2 separate regions of the Homo sapiens genome follow, and region 1 is linked to region 2. The links are chromatin contacts, found by Hi-C or POLR2A ChIA-PET in ENCODE. All regions are on one chromosome and are shown on one strand. The core of a region is the stretch at or near the end of the contact, and the rest is flanking DNA. Distances in the headings are between cores, read along the strand shown.

Region 1 (5,343 bases), core at 1,706-4,205, 420 kb before region 2:
GTGTGACACCTGCAACTTTAACAGCAGTGGGAATAGACAGGATCACAGTATGAGGCCTATCCTCTATGGGTCTGAGTGTGGTTGGATTCTATTTTTAACCTAAACAAAGTCCTTAAGTTTGAAAGGGTGTACTGGGTCTGTTAAATTTATAGGCATTTTTTTAATACCTAGTCATACATTTTTCACATGGCCATATTTAAAGTCTTCATTTGCTTTCTTGAAGTTAGTTGTGCTAGTTTACAGAGATTACCTTTAATTTGACTGACGATGGGGGATGGCCAGCTGAACAAAATCTTATAAGGCAAATGCCCAGTTTGTTTGGTGGGGGTGCACCTGACTTGGAGGAGGACTATGGACAAGACCAGATCCTACCTTTGATGAGTTTTTTGACAAAAGTGCTTCAGCAGCTGTTTCAGTGTCTGGTTTATGCTCTCCACTTTACCTGAGCTCTGTGGCCTGTAGGCTGTATGTAATTTCCACTTTATTTTTAAATAGTCAAGTTAATTTCTGAACTATTTCAGCCACAAATGTTGGTCCATTGTCTGATCTTAGAGTTAGAAGCCGTCCACTTCTGGGAATAATGTGTCCTAACAACACGTTGCTGACACCTAGTGCCTTCTCTGTCTGGATGGAGAAGGCCTTGACTTATCTTGAAAAGGTGTAAATGAACACCACCATGTACTGATAGCCCCCCTCTCCAGGCAATTCTGTGATGTACATAGTTTTTTACAGGGCAAAAACAGTTTTCTTACGGGGCATGGCTCCTGTTTCCTGAACTCCTGTAGACCAAGTAGGCCTTTGTCATGGATTGTTTTGAGTGCAAGTTAAACACTGTTTGTTTACAAATGGCTCGAGTAATAGCAGTGAGCCATGACACATAGAAATGATGCCTTAATAATGTCTTTAATTTTTTTTTCCATGTAAATTCCTTGGTTGAACTGTTTTACAAATCTGGGGGCCGCCATTTCAGGTATGGCTAGCCTCCTATTGGGGAATTTTTACCACTCTTCTTCAATGTAGTTCTTATTTTTCCAGGCAAACCAAGCCCTTTCATTTGGAGAGTAGCTTGGGATCTCTAGGAGAAGAATCTCCAGGAGGAGAGGCATAACTAAGGCTTCCTCTTTAGAAGGTAGAGTTGTCATTGCAGCCTGGTTTGCTTCTTTGACTGTCTTTCTATTTTCTTTAGCCTTTAGTGTTTTTGCTTTTTGGTACCTCTTGCAGTGCATCACTGACATCTGTATTGAGACCCCTACAGCATCTTAGAGCTATAGAATTTCTTCCTTGAACTTTATTTCTTTACTTCCAGCCATTAAAAATCTTTCTTTCTTTCTTTGTAAATAGCCTCATGAAGATGCAAAGTGGCAGAAGCATACTTGGAATCTGTGTAAATATTTGTCTTATGTTCTTGTTCTAGGATCTCTTGTCAGAGCCATTATTTCTGCTTTTGAAACAGAAATTTCTGTAAGCAAAGACTGCACTTTTACTACTGAGTCTAAAGTCACCACTGTGTACCCAGCTTGGCAGACTACCTTTAGTATGAAACTGCTTTTATCAGTAAAATGTTCAATATCTGGGTCCATTAGGGGCCGATCTGTTAAATCTCTCTGGCTTGAGAACACTTTATCTACCATGTCCAAACAGCAATGAAGGGGGCCTCCTGGCACTGACTTGATGAGGAGCAAGGTAGCCAGGTTTAGGGTGTTCACAGTCTCTAAAGTCAGTTTATTAGCTTCTTGTAACAGTAGGGCAGTGGCAGCTAGTGCTTAAAACAAGGAGGCCAACCAAGTGCCACAGAATCTAATTGCCTGGGTAGGCATGTCACTGGGTAATGCCATGACTTTATGGCTTGAGTTAGAATCTCTATGGCCTCCCTTTCACTTGTGGGCATACAAGAAAAGCTTAGTTAGATCTGGCAGTCCTAAAGCTGGGGACTGTGTCAAGGCTTTTTTGATTTCTTTAAAAGTCTTCTCCTGGTTGGTCTCCTAGAGGAGGGGCTCCTTTTTTCTTCCTCTTTGTTGCTTCATATAATGTTTTAACCATGAGCAAGAAATTTGGGATCTAAATATGGCAGAACCTTACTGACCTTAAGAACTCTCTTGATTGATGCCTGGAGATTAGAATAGGAAAGTGCACAAACAGCCTGCATTTGTTCACTACTAAGCCATCTTTCTTTTTGACTTGTATAAAAGCTTGAATACTGGACACTTTTAGAGTAGATTTGAGCTTTTTTCCTGACATTATATACCCTGCCTACCACAGCAGGTGCAGGGGGTCTTGGGTTTCTCCTGGGTGCAGTAGCCCTCAGCCGGTGGTGTTTTTATACCAGGGCCCAGACCATTCTTCTTATTCTTTTGAAATTTATTCTTCCTGTGTCCTTTCCTTTTGCACCATGCACATTAATTTTTCTTTAGCCTCAGCTAGCTTTTAAACCCCTGTCCAGACAGGCCTTGTTCATGACTGCATTCACGCCCACGTCCATGACTCCTGATCTCAGTTAACATACACCTTGGTAGCCACTTTAATAAGCTTAGTAGCATTCATGCCTATGGAGCTTCCAAGTTCTGAAATTTATGCCTGGTATCTCCCTGGGCCTGCCTTGCAAATGCTGTACTCACCATAAACTGATTTTCAGCGGACTTAGGGTTAAATGGAGAGTACAACTAAATGCCTCACACAGTATTTTATAAAACTGGTTGGTGCTTTTATCTGCCCCTGGAGCACCTCTGAGATTTTTTACATTGGTTGACTTTTTCTTTTATTATGTTTTATCCTTTGCAGAAATGTTTCTTGGCATCTTTGCAGGTGCTGAAGCTGGACTGCATCATTTGGGTCATAATGGGTGTCCTCTTGTCCTCTTAAGAGGCATAAGCATGACTTGGGCACGACAGGGACTAAGATTGCCTGCCTGCCTTTTCAAGCCTTTCATGTTAACTTCCTGGAGCTCTGATTTCTCCTTCTCAGGTGAGACTAGGAGTGTGTATCCATTTGAACTTAACTCCTTAGGGGCAGTTAGCCTTGGTGAAGGGAGGTAGATTGGAATGTAGGGAGGAGGGGTCTCTATTCCCTCCTTTGGTTCTTGCAAAACTGTTTTTTCTGCCTTTCCTGAGACTTTTCTTTTGTCTCTATACCTTCCAGGGCAGCTGATTTTTACTTTCACTTTGGCTAGGCAGTGCTATAAGTGTCTGTGACTTTCTCTTTCACAGCCAGTGCAGCTGATTTCTCTCTCAGCAAGAGAGAGCAGTGAGCATTCTACAATAAACTGCTAGGCAGGGCTGCATTCATTTAGATATGAGTCAATATAAAGACCAGGTCTGAATGCCCTGGCTGTCCTCTGACCTTAGTCACCACCTTACAACATGCAGCCAATTTCTCTGTAGTGCTTTTGGCCAGCCCTCTGACACTAAAAGAGGGCTATTCTAATTCAAAGTATGTCCTTAACTTTTGAACATCCAGTTTCATCCTACAATTACCTCTAAATCCTTTTTTAAAATTCTTTATCATGCACTCCAAAGGAGTTAGTTTCAATGCTTTCCCTCCCATTTCCTCCCTTGGGTTGCACTTTCACCCTCACTTTTACTCTTGGGTCCATAAGACTGGGTCCTATTATGGGAGTTTCAGATGCTCCTTAGCCAGGAACGTGTCTTCCTCTGTTACAGCCTGCTATGGCTGCAAAGCTGGTCCTATCAGCCCTATGCAATATCCAAGTCTGATTTCCCCTGCACTCACCTTGGAGCACAAAGCCCATGCTAAGGGACCTGTGTCTCCCCACATCTTTCCCCACATTGTCCTCTCCCAAGACCATCTCTTTCACACACTTTCACACACCTCCCATGCCCCAGGACTCCTCATTGGATGAAACAACTCTCTCTCATGTCTTGGGTGAGACTAGTTAGGTTCCCACATTTACATACATACACACACCACTCCTACCCGAGGACTCCTCATTGGATGAAACAACCCTCTCTCATGTCCTGGGTAGGTTCACATGCACCCACACACTCTCAGTTGAGGTGGCAAGCCACTCTTGCCACCCTGCCAGCAAGCTCTATCTTGCTGCTCTTGCCACTGTATTGGCACATTTTCTCCCTTTCATTTTGTTAATGGGGATATGAGGCTCATCCAAATTGTCAGGCCACTCCTGACACCCCCAGTCACTCTGGGTTGGCCAGTTCCCAAGAGGTGATCAAGCTCCCATTCATTCCTATGTGATGGGCTTTCCTGCCTTGGGCTCTTATGCCTTACCACAGTTACTGAAGTGCCGGTATCATCCTGCAGCCCCATCCCAGGTTTCATTGCACTGCTGGGCAGGCCACAAGGATGTTGGAAGAGCCAGTCTCTATTTGAGTGAAACTCCCTAACAGTGTGCTTTGGATGCCAGGTCTCCCTCAGCCCAATGGTCCTAGTCTTGCAGGCAAAGGAGACAGTAAATCTGTCACCTCCGATCTTGCATAAGCCCCCAGAAATGTTATGGGATTGAGAAGGAATCAGAGAGACTGATCGGGTTCAGGAGGATATTTATTATTTAAGTACACTGGCCCAGTAGAATAAACATCCAAAAGACTGAGCCCTGAACAGAGTTAAGATACCTTTTAAGCACTTTGTGGGGCTGGGGGCAGGGGGAGATCTGTGGAGGGGGAATCATATTACAAAAGCCAGAAACAAATACAGTTATTTAATTAATTGAGACATGCATTACGTAATTTCTTACTTTTCAAGAAAAAAACACGTTTTATGACTTGAGTTTATCTGTCTAGTGACCTTGCAGCTGCACAGCTAGAGACATAGGATCTTCAGCATGCCTGGGAAAAGAGGAGAAATAAGGCACACTAGCCACAGAAAATCAGGCACTTAATTTTTAAATGACTCCAGCTCTTTTTCTTTCTTAGGGGGAATTTGGTTTTCTTACACACAACTGAGTTTCTGCTTACACATTCTTTAATTTCTTTTAATTCCTGTTCCAAGGGAAGATTTTTACATATCTGTGGTTCGGTGCCCAGGTGATGTGACTGTCACGACAATTCCCTCCAAACACAGAGGTGAATTGTGACATATACCTCTGTGCAGCTCACAAATGTAATGATGACTCCCATCCCTCCGAACAGCCAGTAGGAGAGATACTGTCTCATAACTGGGCTTAAGGAAATAAGTAAGATTCTAGGTTTCCTATTTGCATGGAGGTTATAGAGCATTACCATTTTTTACTACAATATGATATATGCTTAATATCACATTAAGCCATAAGATGTTACAGAAATTATGTTTTTCTTTTGAACACCCCACCAACCATTAGAATAGTTACATTCACACACTGCAGGGCCCACTAGTGAAGCTCTGAGTCTCACA
Region 2 (5,607 bases), core at 2,177-4,676:
TGTTTCACTCTATTTTTAAGTTTTTGCTTATTACTAAACACATCCAGAGTATTTCCTTGTGATATTTTCTATTGAATTATCAAGGGACTGGGGTACTTCTCCATAACATTGTATCCCCATTAGAGAACGTAAACCAAAGTAGCGGCCGTTTCCAAAAGGAGGGAGAAAGGCTACAAATTACAGTAATATTAAGGGATCGATTGAAGAATTTGAATAAAAATGTTAACACTGCAAATAGAATAAAACATATACCTGGCCACCATAAAGCCAGACATCTAACTTCTTGAATTCACCCACTACCTCTGGGGCAGTCTCACATTGTTCTGTGCCACTATAGAAGACAATTGGGCTTCCAGAACTCTGTGATTTATCCAGATTCTGATGCATTTTAGGGCATGCCAAAACTAAATTTCTACAAAGGAAAACACATTCTATATTTCGAGCAATTAATCGTGCCTGAACTTAGCTGCGTCAGGACAAAGATCATACCTGCTTTCCTTACTGGGTTTTACAAAAGTTTGGCAGCTTTTCAAATGACTAAATGATGATTAGCTCATAAATTTCCAAAAGAATGACAACTTTAGCAATCTCAAAGGTGGGGAGCACCTTACTCTAGCTCTTCACAAGTATAGGCCAAAGGATGCCCTTTTCCTGATGTGAGGATGGGTTTCTAAGATTTTTGTAGAATACCAGCTTAATGCATGCAAAGAAAAAGTAATTCCACATATGGCCCATGCTCATTTACATGTTTATTTGGATAAACCTCACCACGACAATACTGACAGGCATCTGGATTTTCAAACGAAAAAAACAACAACAAAAAAGACACAGAAAACCAAATGAGCAAGTTTTATTTCTACATTAGTAAGTCTCATCTCATAATATTTAGGGGTCTTCAAAAGTATCCCTCAAGTAAGTAGCCCAGAAGATAACACTAATTTTACACAACAATAAAAACATTCAATTCAGGATGGGTATTATCTTAAGAAAAATAAATTTGGGAAGGGTAACAGAGGACTTTAATGAATCTAGGTTATAATTCCTAGAGGTATGGATTTCTAGGAGTTCACTGTATTACTATACTTCTTTTTTTTTTTTTTTTTTTTTTTTGAGACGTAGTCTTGCTCAGTCGCCTAGGCTGGACGTAGTCTTGCTCAGTCGCCTAGGCTGGAGTGCAGTGGCGCGGTCTGGGCTCACTGCAAGCTCCGCCTCCCGGGTTCACGCCATTCTCCTGCCTCAGCCTCCCCACGGCCGGCTAATTTTTTTTGTATTTTTAGTAGAGAGGGGGTTTCACCATGTTAGCCTGGATGGTCACGATCTCCTGACCCCGTGATCCACCCGCCTTGGCCTCCAAGGTGCTGGGATTACACGCGTGAGCCACCGCGCCCGGCCACTATACTTCTTTTGTGTGCCTTCTGAGGCACATATGATAAAAAAAAAATTGTTTTCAATTTACCAGGATTAACCAAACCCTGATCATTCCCCTTCTATTGTGATACCATGTAACAGAATCCACTTTAAATTATATTTTAGAGGAATGAGGCTAGGCATGATCATACAAAAATTAAAGTCGTTTAATATTTTATCTCGTTTCCTTTCTAAGATCAAAAAATCCACACTTCCTCTTTAAACAAATCCGACGTGTTTTGGAGATACTCTCTTTATTGAGAACATTTTTAGGCATCACTCAGTTTAAAAGTTCTACCCTACAAGAATAAAGGAAGCCTTACTATTTAAGGATAGAGTCAGGTACAGGGATAATAACATCAGCAAAGATTTAATGGACATTTTGCAAAGGGAGATACTCTGATCTTTAGAGCTGATGGCTTAGAGAACTGGGAATCTCATCACTAGAAATAAAGGTGAGAACAAGATACCTACTGAAGTTGTTCAGTACCATCTGAGAAAATGTTAGTGAAAAAGCATAAGCCTTTGCTAACTCTTTCTAATTAGACTTCTCCCAGAATACACTTTATCCTCCAATAATTTTGCAGTAAAAAATAAAATAAAATAAAATAAAACCTTATTATACACACAACCCGTTAGTGGGTTTTCGGGAGAGCAAAGAGTAATGCCCAGGAAAGACTGCACTGTACTGTCACCAAGTACCTCAAGAGCTGTGTGTCGTGACAGCTAAAAAGAGAAAATGAAACAGATTCCATGCTGCCAACAGGCAAGTAAAAAGAAGACAAATTGGTCTGGGTCCCAGGAAGGAATAATCTAAACAGAGTTTTTGTGGACTATAAAACATGGTCCCCTCCTGTGGAAAATAATATTTTGTTTCCACCTACAGTTTTCTTCAAGCAATTACAAGGGCACTAAAAGTGAGAGATTACCTCAGGTGTATAAAAACGAGAATTTCTTTCAGAAATGACTGAGAAAGGGTTCTACCGAGGTTAGACCTCCTACTTTAGAAGCTGTGAGTAAACTTATTTTCAAGTCTAAGTTTCGTGTGAAAGTTTAGCCTCAGAATGAAGGGAACGTTGATATCTTTACTCCCACAATATTTATCGGATACGGAAGTTGAAAACCTGCCTAAATAGGTAACAAATCTTCTGCAAAAGAATGTTACACTCTATAAAGGGATGGGGTAGAGTAAAACGCCAGAAATGAACCTAAACATGCTTCAAGGCTTCCCCACTGTTTAACAAGGAAAAGGGAGTATCCTTAGCAATACTTTTAACTGTCCAGATAGGTAAGTCTTCAAAGTTAAGAACCGCTTCCAGGAAAGTAGCAGGGAAGTGTTTGCATGTGCCTATTCTGGAAAGCCAGGCCGTCCGGTTAAGGTCCCTCAACCGTCCCTACCTATACGTTTTCCGTCTGGCGTGAAATCAGCAGCAAAAGCCCGCTATCTTCCGAAGGAGGCCCCACAAAAATGGCGTCTGTCCCACCCCAATGTGACCAAATAGGGCATTCCCAGCTCCTTTCCCGAACACAGTGCTGGGGTCGCAGTGGCCAGTACCGCCGTTAGAACAGTCACTGCGGCCTGGAACAGGCGTCGGGGTTACTGGCAGAGCAAGCCGAGGTATAGTCCCAGAGGCTTACAGCAGTACCTTTATTCTTGGGCATGGCGGTGATGACAGCCTCGTGAGACCTCTTCCGACTCCTTTCTGGCGGTTACTACTCTAAGAGCCGACTGAACTAAGATGCAGCAGGTGGGTGCGCAGAAGAGGCTGGCTACAGAGCTCTCTAATAAACTGCTGACGCGCACTCTCTGGCGTCACCAAAAGGCGACGCAGCTGATTACGATGCTTTTCCCCGCCTCTCTTCGGCTGAGGCACGGCCAAATGACTGACACCTAGTAGACTCCATCAGGATACCGGAGAGTTTGCTGCAGGATGAATAAACAGGAAGCGGGGCGGGACTCAGCATGGAGAAGGTGGAGTCAAGGATGAAATGGGCGGGGCCCTGGAGTATTCTCCTTTGCTAAAAAACGGTCTTCCAGTTTCAGAAGTTCGTGGGTCATTTAACTGTAAACGCCTAAATTTTAAGAGAGCCCTTACTCTTATACAGTGAATTTGGAGGACTGGCTTAGGACAAGGCCCTCTATGTTCAGAATGTTTATCACTTTTCTCTCTTTTTTTTTTTTTTTTTTGACAACGAAGTTTCGCTCTTGTTGCCCATGCTGGAGTGCAGGGGCGCGATCTGCCCGTCTAATTTTTGTATTTTTAGTAGAGATGGGGTTTCACCATGTTGGCCAGGCTCTCAAACCCCTGACCTAGTGATCCTCCCGCCTCTGCCGCCCAAATTCCTGGGATTGCAGTAGTGAGCCACCGCGCCCGGCCTATTTTTTTCAGTCTTATCTTCTCTACCTCACCACCTCACAGTAAAGCATGTAAGTACAGAGGCCGCATCTGTTGCTTACAATTGCTAGCACCCAGCGGAATACTGACAAAAAGTAGACAGTAAATATATACAGGAAATGGAAAGTAAATATACATAGGAAGGAGTGAGACTAAGCATCTGAATCTTATAATAAATCATGGCTTAACCGAATGTCTCAAATGGACTGGCTGTGGAGGTCAAATTATTTCAAGACAAATTCCATTTGATTATGGTATACAATCATTTAATTTACTGGATTTGTTGTGTGTGTACTATTATGTTTAGAATCTTAGCATCTGTGTTAAGATATATTGGCTTGTATCGTGTGATGACTTTGACTTTAGGATCAATATAATCCCGGCTTCACAGAATGAACTGTGTAGTGTCCCTTTTTCTTCTGTGTTTTTGGACACATTCGAGGATTGATGTAAATTTTTTAAATGGTCCTAGGCCTTAGTTTGGATTATGAATTCGTGCTGTATTTATTCCCAAGTCAGTTCTGGTAGTTTGTATGTACCAGAAATTTGTTCATTTATTCTAAATTATAAAACTTGTTGGGCGTATAATTGGCCATCATATACAAAGTATAGTATCTTCCTAATCCTTTTTTTTCCCTTTCTGCAAGGTAAATAGTATGTATGTATCAGGACTTTGTTCATTTATTCTAAATTATCTTACTTGTTGGGCATATAATTGGCCATCATATACATAGTGTAGTATCCTCCTAATCCTTTTTTTTTCTTTCTTTTTTTCTGCAAGGTAAGTGGTAGTACCCTGATCATCACTACTGGTTTTAAGGAATTTAAGTCTTCATGGTTTTGTTTTTAAAAGCCTAGTGATGAAGCCATAACATTAAAAATAAAATTTTCTCTGAACCCAGAAGTCCTCTCCACAAAGACAGTAGAGAATGAAATCAGTTTTACTGTTAAAAATATGAAATATGAATTTAATGTACATTGTAGAAAATCAACCAAGAGATTACAAAGTCAAAAACAAATCTCGCCTTTTATATAGCTAAGCATCAAGGTAGTCTTCAAGATAGACAAATTTTCTTAAAAGAAATTACTGGTTGATCAGTAGTCTTTAATAAAGAAAATTTAACGGCACCATTTGTCACATACCCTTAGTTTACAATGGTAACAGGGGACCACATGTTATATAGCTAATTGTCTTTAATCAGAAGAGAAACTGACTTCTCATATTTTTAATCTCAAGAGGTTGTTTTGCAGTTCAGAGAAAAGCACCTACTGAGGTTAAGTTCTTACCTTTTACTGAAACTGGAAACAGAGGGGCACCTTCTCTCTTTATGTTTACGTTTCAAAGAGATAGTTCCTAGGTCCATTAGATAAATACTGCTGTGTTGTTGATATGCTTTGGCTTTGTGTCTCCATCCAAATCTCATCTGGAATTATAATCCCCATGTGTTAAGGGAGGGACCTGATGCAAAGCTATTGGATTATGATGTCAGTTACCCCCATGCTGTTCTGATGATAGTGAGGGAGTTCTCACAACAGCTGATGGTTTTAAAAATGTTCTGCAGTTTCACTCTCTCAGCTTCCTGCCTCCATATAAGATGTGTCTTTCTTCCCCTTCACCTTCTACAGTGATTTTAAGTTTCCTGAATCCTCCCCAACCATGCAGAACTGTGAGTCAATTAAACATCCTTTCTTAATGAATTACCGAGTCTCAGGTTGTATTTTTGGAGTAGTGTGATAACAGACTAATACAGAGAATTGGTACCAGGAATGGGGTATTGTGGAAAACCTGAAAATGTGGAATCAA

Evidence for each region. Hi-C counts contacts between places; a loop is a spot of excess contacts on that map. ChIA-PET counts read pairs that join two places held with the same protein, here RNA polymerase II (POLR2A). Pooled maps may share reads with other maps.
Region 1: a map of naive thymus-derived CD4-positive, alpha-beta T cell shows a loop between it and region 2 (4-fold over the local background). The contact joins the enhancer-like site here to the promoter of TTTY10 in region 2. A Hi-C loop is called at or near these places in 1 of 168 maps with a recorded cell type or tissue (naive thymus-derived CD4-positive, alpha-beta T cell), 2 of 37 single-sample maps with no recorded cell type and 5 of 50 pooled maps. POLR2A ChIA-PET finds 5 or more read pairs at or near these places in 3 of 52 experiments (CD4-positive, alpha-beta T cell, activated B cell and activated CD8-positive, alpha-beta T cell).

What each region holds. Positions count from the first base shown.
Region 1 is chrY:20,988,928-20,994,270 of GRCh38, reverse strand. No RefSeq gene overlaps it. Among named protein-coding and RNA genes, the nearest start is that of RPS4Y2, 240 kb to the right of the region's middle. Within about 2 kb of position 2,955, at least 2 of the 41 ENCODE cell types and tissues checked have a DNase peak (open chromatin) inside an H3K27ac peak, as active enhancers do.
Region 2 is chrY:20,573,334-20,578,940 of GRCh38, reverse strand. TTTY10 (testis expressed transcript, Y-linked 10) reads left to right here and starts at 3,426. Exons shown (of 10, transcript NR_197944.1): 1 at 3,426-3,835. EIF1AY (eukaryotic translation initiation factor 1A Y-linked) reads right to left here and starts at 3,165. Exons shown (of 7, transcript NM_004681.4): 1 at 3,054-3,165. The coding sequence starts at 3,069.